Linked DNA regions of Homo sapiens: region 2 is linked to region 1. The links are chromatin loops, found by intact Hi-C in ENCODE. Cell type or tissue: ascending aorta. All regions are shown on one strand. Links, peaks and the distances in the headings refer to the core of each region. The heading gives the core; the rest is flanking DNA.

The links. Hi-C counts contacts between places; a loop is a spot of excess contacts. Peaks named below come from ENCODE experiments on the same cell type or tissue, not always from the same donor. Only the 100,000 strongest peaks of a DNase experiment are listed, where the experiment ranks them.
Region 2: a loop joins it to region 1, with 2.5 times the contacts of the local background. A loop is called at or near these places in 3 of 110 quality-filtered maps.

Annotation. Positions count from the first base shown.
Region 1 is chr2:128,359,781-128,365,146 of GRCh38, forward strand. No RefSeq gene overlaps it. Among named protein-coding and RNA genes, the nearest start is that of HS6ST1, 44 kb to the left of the region's middle. RefSeq lists enhancers at 1,655-2,194, 2,195-2,733, 2,734-3,272. In ascending aorta, for the core only: no CTCF peak of the experiment used is centred there; DNase peaks (open chromatin) are centred at 2,131 and 3,291; H3K27ac peaks cover 1,032 bases.
Region 2 is chr2:128,419,871-128,425,236 of GRCh38, forward strand. All of the region lies in intron 1 of LOC105373611 (a long non-coding RNA gene), which reads left to right. Among named protein-coding and RNA genes, the nearest start is that of HS6ST1, 100 kb to the left of the region's middle. In ascending aorta, for the core only: no CTCF peak of the experiment used is centred there; DNase peaks (open chromatin) are centred at 2,921 and 5,121; H3K4me3 peaks cover 284 bases; H3K27ac peaks cover 3,130 bases.

The DNA of each region.
Region 1 (5,366 bases), core at 262-5,261:
CTCCCCAGAAGCGGAGCAGATGCTCCCAGAGCCAATTAAACCCCCTTTCTGTATAAATTGTCCAGCTTCAGGTATTCCTTTACAGCAACACGAAGTGGATTGGCCGTCGGTTTTGGGGTCAGTGGACCACGTCAAGTCTAACCTGTTTGACTCAGTCCACTCCCTTCTGGAGGGGCCCTTGCCCTGTCAGTCTGCAAACCACCAGGCTTCTTGCTGCTCCACCTGTGTCCCTGCTCAGCATGCCTGGCGGCCGTGGGACCCTGAGTGTCCAGGGCACTGATGCCAATGGGGAGATCACAGCCGATTTCACCAGAAAGCAGGGCATCCTGACAACAGAGCCCAGGCTTCCCCATGGCACCAGCGCCCAGCTGATGGCCCGTGCCCCCGGGGCCTCTCCAGGCCACAGGCTCGTCCTCTCTCCAACCCTGGCCAGACATCTTCTCCCTTCACTTGCTTGAGTCCCATCAGGGGCTCCCCAGTTAGGCTGGTGCTTCCAGAAGGTGGAGACCAGATCCCCTGCCTCCCAAGTCCTGATGGCACCTCCTGCAGTTCTTTGCACCTTGTTCAGTCAGGGGTGATGTAGTAGTGTTCTCAAACTTTTTGATGCCAGCACCCCTTTACACCCTTAAAAATAGGGAGGACCCTAAAGAGCTCCTGTTTTGTGTGCGTCTTTTCAGTGATGTGCCTCAGCTGTCTCACCAGCTGGCAAGAACTGACTGTGCACTTTCTTTCCACCTCTGCACCCAGTGATGTTATTTTGGTGGCTTAACATCGATCATGGTGAAAATATTTACACCACGGAAAGTGGCAAATACTGCATAGTGGGGCCCTATGGCTTGGAGAGCTGGTGGTTTAACATCTTCCAGCACTCCGTGGTTACAACTGTGTTCACTACATTAGAGTTTAAAACTGATAAATTTGCAAAACACGGGAAGACAGAAGCACACGTTTTGTCAGCCATCAGGGTGAGGCTGCGTTATGCATCAAGAGCCTCTGAAAGCCCCCTGGATACCTCTGTGAGAAAATGCATGAGAAAGGCAAATCAGGGCTCCGTGTTACTGTGAAAGTAAGTCCGGTCTTTCTGATCCCTGGAAAGATCCTGAGACGCTGGGGGGTCCCCCAGGCCGCCTTTGGAACATCGCTGGTGTAGACTCAGATGTGGGTCAGGCTGTCTGCTTCATTCTGTGCTGGCTGAGTGACCTTGGGCAAATCACACACCTTCTCTCAGGGTCAGTTTCTTCATTGTGAAATGGAGATGATGGGGTTATTGAGGTCTACAGGAGAGAGACTGCAGAAAGCCCCAGGCAGAGCTCGGCCCTACAGAGGCTGCTCCGCCATTGCAGGTCTGCTCTGTCCTTCCCAGTCTCCTGCCCCAATGGCTGGAGGCCGCTGGGCAGAGCCCAGCTGGTTTTGCAGGAGGTGATACAAGTGTGACACCGTGTCATTCATACAATGCCCATCGTAATTTTCACAGTATCATGGGTATCTGTACTGTTATGGACTGAATGCTTGTGCCCCCCAAATTCATACATTGAAGCCCTAACTCCCAATGTGAAGATCTTAGGAGGAAGTGGAGCCTTTGGGAGGTGATTAGGCTTAGGGGAGGTCATGAGGCTGGGTCCTGACCTGATGATGGGATTAGCGCTCTTCTAAGAAGAGACACGGGAGACGATCTCTCTCCACCATGTGAGGATACAGTGAGAAGGTGGCCACCAGCAAACCAGGAAGCAGGCCTTCACCAGGCACCACATCTGCCAGCACCTTGATCTTGGACTTCAGCCTCCGGAACTGTGAGAAACACGCATCTGCTGCTAAGCCTCCCAGGCTGTGGTACTACCTTAGAGCAGGCAGAGCTGACCAGATAGCTCCCTGGGTGCATGTGCTTTATGGAAGCACTTCAGCAAGGGTGGTGGGGACAGCAGTGGTTGCCTTCATCCTGAGAGACAAGCTGAAAAGAGAATTGAGGGTACCCTGGGAGGTGAGGAGGGTCCTCGGTGGAAACTGGAGGGTCATGCAGGTAGGGGGCACGGGCCTTCCATCGCGTGGTGGCCCAGACTGATGTGCTGCTCTGTCCCCAGCTTCCTTGAGCAGGGAGAGGATTAAAGCGGGGCCAGGGCAGAGCCAGACACCTCTGTCCATCTGGTGTGTCCAGGAGGCTGGAGCTTCCTGTGAGTGCAGAGTGCACCACCGAGCGTGGCTGACCTGGTGCTGTGCTGTGGATGCACCCAGGAGGGCTGGGATCTGGCAGGCTTGGAACCTTGTCGGGTGTATCCTCAGGGGAAGAGGCCACCCCTAGTGCAGTCCCTGGCACTGCAGCCCTAAGCCTCTGCTCTGCCCTGAGACAGGAGCGTGGAGGGGAAATGCACATTTAACTAGACTCCAGTGCACGGACACCTTTTCTTCTGGACTGGATTTTTATACTTGGATGTGTCTAAAGAGAGATTTAACACATATGGCTGAAGGCAGTGATTGGAGGAAAAATAAAATTGTTTTGCACTTGAGCCACTGAGATGAGATTCTTAGGCAGGCTCACCGCACGTGTTTAACCTCCCAGCTCCTCTAGGCCCTGTGCAGAGTGTGGGAGGGCTCAGTCCAGGCAGGAGCTGCTGGAAAGATGCTTTTGTCCTGCCTGCTGTCCCCTGTCTGTCGTCCTGTCTACCATCCCATCTACTGTCCCCATCTGCCGTCTCCATCTACTGTCCCCTGTCTGCTGTCCCATCTACCGTCCTCTGACTACTGTCTCCTGTCTGCGGTCCCCTGTCTACTGTTCTGTCTGCTGTCCCCTGTCCACTGCCCCCTGTCCCCTGCCTGCTATCCCCTGTTCCCTGCGTGCAGTCCTCGTCTGCTGTCTCTTGCCTGCCATCCCCTGTCTGCTTTCCCTGTCTCCTGTTCCCTGTCTACGGTCCTCTGTCTGCCATATTCTGTCTGCTGTGGCCCCTGAGGGCTGGGCCTTCCTGAAGATCATGGCGTTGGGATGGTGTCCCCCAGGGCTGCATTACCAGCGATGATTAGAGCCAGTGTTCCTCCTTGGAGCTGCCCCACTGAGGCCTGCAGGCAGCTCTGGGGGTGCGCAGAGGAAATCTATGTGCTAGGTTGGGGGTGGGGCAGGAGTTCCACCCTGTCTTGGGAGGGTGGGGGGTGGGTTTTCCTTCCCAGACCACCCTGGAGCCCCAGCTCCACTCTCTGACTCCCAGGAGGCTGAGTGAGCTGCGGTGCAGGCAGAGGCCTGAGAAGGGGCACATTTTTGAGATTCCAAGCATGTCTGCATCCTTTCCAGACTCAGCTCCGGGGAAGGCAGGAGCGGTGCGGAGTTGGTGGCTTGGGCTCCAGTCAGTCTCCACCCCAAGCGACTGGGGTGGGGCTTTCCAGAATGTTGTCAGATGAAACTTGCTCCACAGGGGACTCAGGAAGGGGGTGGGAGACTTAGGCCCCAGGGCGTGTGGTACCAAGGAAAGGGCACCAAAAATGATGCTACTTAATTTGGAGACCAAAGTGTCATGGAAAAGTCTTTGTTTTTTTTTTAGATGGAGTCTCACTCGGGTCACCCGGGCTAGAGTGCAGTGGCACGATCTCAGCTCACTGCAGCCTCCACCTCCTGGGTTCAAGTGATTCTCCTGCCTCAGCCTCCTGAATAGCTGGGATTACAGGCGTGTAGAACCACGCCCAGCTAATTTTTGTATTTTTAGTAGAGACAAGGTTTCACCATGTTGGCCAGGCTGGTTTTGGACTCCTGACCTCAAGTGATCTGCCCGCCTCGGCCTCCCAAAGTGCTGAAATTACAGGTGTGAACCACTGCGCCCAGCCCAGAACATCCTTTTAAAGGAGATTTATTTGGGATATCATACTGAAACACTAAAAGTAACATTTTTTTAAAGCTCTATTTTAACTTAAATTTCGGGTATGATGATACCTACGCATTAACAAAGATAAGGTGTGTGTGTAAGATACTAGTGACACAGTGGTGAACTATGAATATGTCACTGGACATCTGGTTCTTGGGATATGATCTTAGAAAGGGTTGCTCAATTTCTTTGGACCCCCAGGAGCCTTGAACCCAGGTTGGTGGCCTGATGCCCCTACCACTGGGCCTGTGCCTGCCTTCTCACTGTGAGGGATTTCCTCCTCTTCGGCTGGCCACCCACCTATCCTGCTGAGCCCCCTTTGCAAGGGCTTGGAGCGTGAGGGGAGTAGCAGCTTTCCTGGACTTTACCACGTGCTGCAATTTTCCTTGTAAGATTGGCTGTTTCCCTCCACGAAGTCTCTGCAGAGCGTGCGCATTGTGCAGATGGGTAGTGAGAGAGGCTGGGATGACGTCTCACCCCTGCACCAGCGGGCTGTCTTGCCATCACTGCAGACACAGCAGCATCTCCACTCCTTCCTGCCCGTCCTTGCCTGGGGGTTGGTGGACTGGCATTCACTGCTGGAGGGGAGCTGCCTCATTATCAGATAACAAGTTTAAAATGACAAGAATTTGTTTTTCTCATGGAAACAATGGACAGCTGCGTGGGGGCAGTGCGTGAGAGGTTCTTTTGTGAGAGGGGCTTCCTGAAACTTGACCTTGGTTTTTCCGCCCATCCATGGGGAAATGGGCAGTGAAGGCTTGGAGGAAGAGGACTGGGACCTGCAGTACCTCTATGCCTCCATGCTCTCCATCCTCTGTGTCTGGGCCAGGCTGGCGCCAACTGGAATACCACTCTAGGAGCCCTTCTCCTCTTGCTCCTTCCAGGCCCGGCCAGGGAGCTGGAGTCCCATGTGGCTCAGGCCCCACTTGAACATGGCCGCTCTCCATGGGGTTGGCCCCGAGCAGCTCCCTCGGCGTGGGGGCTCTGGCGCCTCTCCACCTGCAGGTGAGCCCGGGAGGGTTGTCTGCAGCCAAAATCAAGTGTGCATTCTGTGCCAGGCCCTGCCCTCTCCAGCTGGGCACATGCTCTCAGGGCAGCTGTTATGAGACCCCCACACTGCCCCCACCCATGGCCCTGGGCTGGGCTCCAGGCTATAGCCTGGTGACTGCCCTGCCCAGTGCCCACACTCCCAGGGCCCCAGACCCTTGAAGACACCTTACCCCTGCACCAGTGGGCTCCCTTGCCTTTGCTGGAGACACAGCAGCACCTGTGGGCCACATCTGTAGGATGCCACATGGCCACTCCTTCCTGCCCCCCTGGCCTGTGGGTTGGTGGACTGGGGTTCACAGTGGGAGAACAGCATGTGGGAACCACATTATTATGGGGTAACAAGTTTAAAATGACAAGAATTTGTTTTTCTCATGAATCTTCAATTTGGGCTTGGCTAGGCAGAGACTGCCCCTCATGGTGTCACTGCGAGCCCCCTGACGGGGCCAGAGGGTCTCTTCCAAAAGGACACACTCG
Region 2 (5,366 bases), core at 229-5,228, 60 kb after region 1:
AAGCTTCTTACTTTTCTATTTTCCATCTTTTTTTGTTCTACTTTGTGTATTTTTTGTTCTACTTTTTGTCTTTTTGTTCTACTTACTTCAGCCATTATAATTTTAATTCCCAAGAGTTCTTTGTGCATCTGTTACTTTTTCACAGAACTCTATTCTTGTTCTGTGTCTGCAATATCTTTCTGACTTTATTTTTTCCTCCCTTTCCCCCCGATTGCTTTAGTTTCTTTTTTTCCCTGTTGGAGGATTTCCTCAAATGTTTGGTGACTGTTGGCTGCCAATTTGTATTTAAGGACAAAGCACTAAAAATGAGTAGGGAGCTTTTGGGTATGAGTGGAACCTTGCCGTATAGTGAACAGGTGATGATGGGAACTTATCCTCGGGGACCCCAAACATGAAGCCTTGGAGTCTCGTCTGCACAACAGCCCTTGTATGTACTTTCTTGGGGTAGGAGCCAGGAGTGGTCCAGGAGGTTGTGGTTTCCCCATTTTGAGTGCAGACGTCATCATCCTCCACGTCTCTCTGCACATCAGGCCTTCCCTCCACTATACTTGCGGTCTCAGTGAGGAGTGAGGGTCCTTGAGTGTCTAGTGCCATTATCACTGAATGTTAGTATTCCCCACAGTTCATGTGCTGGAAACTTAATCCCCAATACTATAATGCTGAGAGGTGAGATCTCTAAGAGGTGATTAATAGACCCAAAAGACGCAGAGCTCTCAGGAATGGATTAATGTCCCTATCAAGGGAGTGCGTTCCTTACTGAGAGAGTGTTTTTTTAAATAAGAGTTTGGTCCTCTCTTGCTCTCTCTCTGTCTCTGTCTCTCTTGCCCTCTTGTCTTCTGTCATGGGATGACATAGCACAAAGGTTTTAACTAGATGCTGGCGCCTTGATGTCGGACTTCCCAGTCTCCAGAATTGTGAGAAATACATTTCTGTTCTTTATAAATTACCCAGGCTGTGGTAGTCTGTTTTAGCAGCACAAAACAGACGAAGACACGAACTTTTGCCAGTACCAGGATTTCCGCCCCCAGGCCAGCCCAGGCTGCATCTGTTGTCCTGGTATAATTATTAATAGCACCCCTCCCCAGATTGTCTTGGCTGGAATAATACATTTTGTGGCCCACGCTTCCTGCTGCCCCTCAGGTGTGCTCTGGGCTCCCCTCTCCTGGGCCCAGAGGGTGGCTTGGGGCCAGGGATCACTTCCTCTTGGCATTGCCTCTGTGCCTCACTGAGGGCAGCTGCCTGGGCTCTCCAGCTCAGTTACTCTCCTCCATCCATTTTCTAGATTCCAAAATGTATTGCATTCTTGGATTTGCTGCTGTCTTCTCTCCCATTCTCTCAGTCCTTATGAGCTTATATATATATATTTAAATCTATTGATATCATTTTAGTGGTGTGTTGTGAGAGAGAGCTGACAATGCATGTGATTGATCTTCCCTGTGTATGTGTGAGTCTGGGGTCATGCACGACCAGTTGTAAGAATTGTAGTGCTCCCGCTCACCCCAGCTGTGGCCGCTCAGAAGTTTACCTCACACGTGTTTTCTGTGTGCTGTTGTGTGCGGTTTGCTGGCTCCCGAGGCATTTACAACCCATGAGGTGTTTGTGGATGCCTCCTACGCACCTGGCAGTATGCTGGCGAAGGGCATGGGGCACTGGGCAAGATGGTAACTCCTGCCCATGGGGGGCTTATGTTCTGTGGAGGACAGCAGGTCTTGGGCGGTAGTGCCAAGGCAGGTAACACACTGGCTTGAGATAAGCCTGCTGGGGCTAGACACTGTTAGGGGTGCAAGGCTTAAAAGGATGGCTTCAGCAACAGGAATTCTGAAGCTTTGTGAAAAAGAAAGTAGTCTGATGTCCCTCAAAGCCTCCTCCCTTTTCTTCTTACCCTGCAGTGGGCCAGAGATGCCAAAGGGGCCACCTCCTGCCTCCTCAGGAAAATCTACAGCAGCTTTTGATGAGCTGGTCAGGGATGGTTCTAGTTCATATCAATGCAGGACTTTTCTTGGCCCCTTCGCCAGACTCGCGGCAGGGGTGCCTGGTCTACTCGGCTCGCTGTTCTCAGCCCCTTGCAGGAGGGAGCACTTGAGCAAGTGAGTGCAGGATCCAGCCGGCCACTCCACTGACACAGGAGCAAGCTCTGTGCAGGGCCCGCAGCCAGACCAGGTGTGTGGCTTCGAGGGGAATGCAGCAGCGCCCAGACAAGGGTAGCCATGACCCTGAAGCCCCAGAGAGGGTATTAGCATGCTAATTAGCTCTTTTAGTTCTGCCATCCACAGCCCGATGGATGGTGGTGCGTTAGCAGCTCAGTCAGCCCCTTGCCCCATCTCATGGGGCAGCTGTCCTCCACTGGTGAGGGCATAGGGCCAGTGTGACAGCCTCTCCGGGTACCCGCACTCGGTAGGTCCTGAGCTCTTGTCCAGCATCCAAGAAGAATGAGGTCACGTTTGATGATTGAAGGATGGTGAGGGTGGAGAATTTTATTGAGTGATGAAAACAGCTCTCAGTGGAGAGGGGAGCTAGAGAGGGGATGGGAAGGGCAGGTCATCTTCTCCCAAAGTCAGGAGGTCTCCTCCCCAAAGTCAGGCTGTCTTCCCTCTACTGACTGAGTCTAGGGTATTTATAGGTACCACATAGGGGCCGGTGGGCCACAGGTAGTATTGGAAAAGGCAACATTCGATTGGTTAAAAGGCATTATTCAGAAGGAACCAACTGGGAGAGAGCAGGCAAACAGGAATAGAAGTTCTCACTCTGGTCTGTGGGTTTCAGACTGTTTTTGGCTTGAATGTCGGGTTTCACTGGGGACCTGCCCCTGTCTGCCTAGGATTTCTCTCCTTCCTGCTTCTATTAATATGCTCTTGGAGCATAGTGAGAATTTTCTTTCGTTGAGTCAGATTTGCTTAAGGCATGATGAGAACATGGTGGTGGAGCCGCTGGCACTTCTCCTAGTGTCTAAGGAGAAAGAATTGAGTTCAAGGCAGATCCTCCTCTGGCCCCAGCAGATCAAGTGTGACCCAATTTCATTCACTTCAGATGAGTTCCTTGAGCCTTCGTTGCACATTGCCCTGGATTAGTTTTCTGTGCTGTGTAACAAATCGCCAGGACACAGCAGCTTAAAGAAACACCTATTTTTTTGCTCCTCCTTCTGTAAGTCAAAAGTCCAGCTTGCTGTGGCTGAGCATCCTGCTCAGGGAATCACGATGGGAGAATGAAGGTTTTGATTGGACTGAGTCCTCTTCTGGAGGCTGGGGGCGGGGTGGGAAAACTCTTCCTAGCTCATTCTTTGTTGCCAGGACTCGGTTCTTTGTGGTTGCAGGACTAAGGTGCTGTTCCCTTGCTGCTGTCAGCTGGGGCTGCTCTCAGCTTCTGAAGGCTGCTGCACCGTTTGCCAGGTGGCCTGTCTGTCTTCAGGCCAGCAAAGGCACAGAGAGTCCTTCTCATGCTTCCAAGCTCTGACTTGCTCTTCTGTCGCTAGCAGAGGAAGGACACTCTCTACTTTAAAGGGCTCATGCAGGGGCTGGGCGTGGTGGCTCATGCCTGTAATCCCAGCACCTTGGGAGGCCGAGGAGGGTGAATCACAAGGTCAGGAGTTTGAGACCAATTTGGCCAATATGGTGAAACCCCATCTCTACTAAAAATACAAAAATTAGCTGGGTGAGGTGGTGCGAGCCTGTAGTTCCAGCTACTTGGGAGGCTGAGGCAGAAGAATCGCTTGAACTCGGGAGGCGGCGGTTGCAGTGAGACTGCGCCACTGCACTCCAGCCTGGGCAGCAGAGGGAGACTCCATCTCAATAAATAAATAAATAAATGGCTCATGCAATCAGGTCAGGCCCACCAGAACCATCTCCCAATCTTAGAGTCAGTGTGTCACATGATAGAACTTAATCTCAGGAGCAAAGTCCATCATATTCTTAGTCTCAGGATTATGCAGGATGTGCACTCTTGGGAGTTGAAAATCTGAATGGCTACATGAGTTCTGGTCACCACATGCCTTGAGCTAGATTCCATGTGGGGCAGGGACTTGGTCTGGGCCCTTTGAGAATGTGCTGTGTCCAGGGACATGAGACCAACACAGGTGAACTCAGCCTGGGATATGGAGGGAGTGTCTGGAGAGCTGTCATGAACTAGCTGGGAGAGCTCTCTCCCTCTCCCTGGGGCTCAGCATGTAAATGGCTAAATTGGGATGGACAAACTGGCCAACTGTGATTGCTTGGTAGTGGCTGTTTGGGGTGCTCTATTGAGCCTATGAGGTTAGCCTGGGCCCTGGCAGGGAAGCATGTGGTGATTGATTAGCTATGTCTGTCAAGGACATTGGGTGGGAGGCCAATCGTTCTCTTGTCATCTATTTACTGAGCCTGGAATCAGTGACTTTTCAGCCTTTTCAGTTCATGTATTCAGCACAGAATCACTGATGCCTCCTCTGTGCCGGGAGAATTCTTTAGAGGAGCAAGGGTATGTGACCCAGTGCTCAGATGCATGTTCTCCATGGAGTTTCAGGGGGCCACCATGTCTGTGCTGAGTTATCAGGGAGGCTTTTGGGGGTGGGGTGGGATAGAGCTTTGACTGGACTATGGGGGGTGGAGCAACAGGGGCTCAAGACCGGGATGCTGGGGTGAAAGGAAAGGAAGGCAGAAAATGAACATTCCTGATGCTGATGCCCAGGGCATCCATGCTACCCGTAGCTCACATCCATCTTACCCTGCTGGATGGATGGCATATTCCTACCTAATGAGTAAGAAACCTGAGGCTCACTGAATGTAAGTTGCTTACCTGAGACCACACAGTGGGCAGAACCATAAAAAAAGCCTTTGGCCCTTTAACAGTATTAAGCATTGGGATGCCGGGTGAAGGGCAGGGAGAGCAAGAGAGAGCCCTGCCTCCTTCCTCCATCCCCCTCCTGACTTGACAGTCATTTACCCACTGACCGATAATCCCCCTTGAGGCAGAGAGGATGGGGCCTGGTGTGTATTTGCCACCTATCAGCGATAAAACACCCCCTTTGTACAGAGGAAGTTGATAGTGGAAGGGTCAGGCTGGTTGCTTCTGGGTTTGATTCCTAATCACGTTTTAAATCCCTGGTGCCTTGTGAAATAAACATGATTAACTCCAGGAGCTGGCTCGCCAAGCCTGGCAGAGAGGAGTGGCCCAGAGCACCGGGGGACAGCTAATTTGATCAGAGGTTGTGATTTCCTCCTCTTGCCTCAGTGTCCAGGGCAGATAAAATGAAGGGAGGGCGGCGCTGCTTAATTAACCCTGTAATTCTTGCACGGGCTAATTAGCATATAGATGAGGGTGCCTCTCCAGCCTGTTTCTGGCAGGCCTCCTGTCTTTGTGAGGGGTGCGGGCTGCTCCCTGGGCGGCGGCACAGGCCC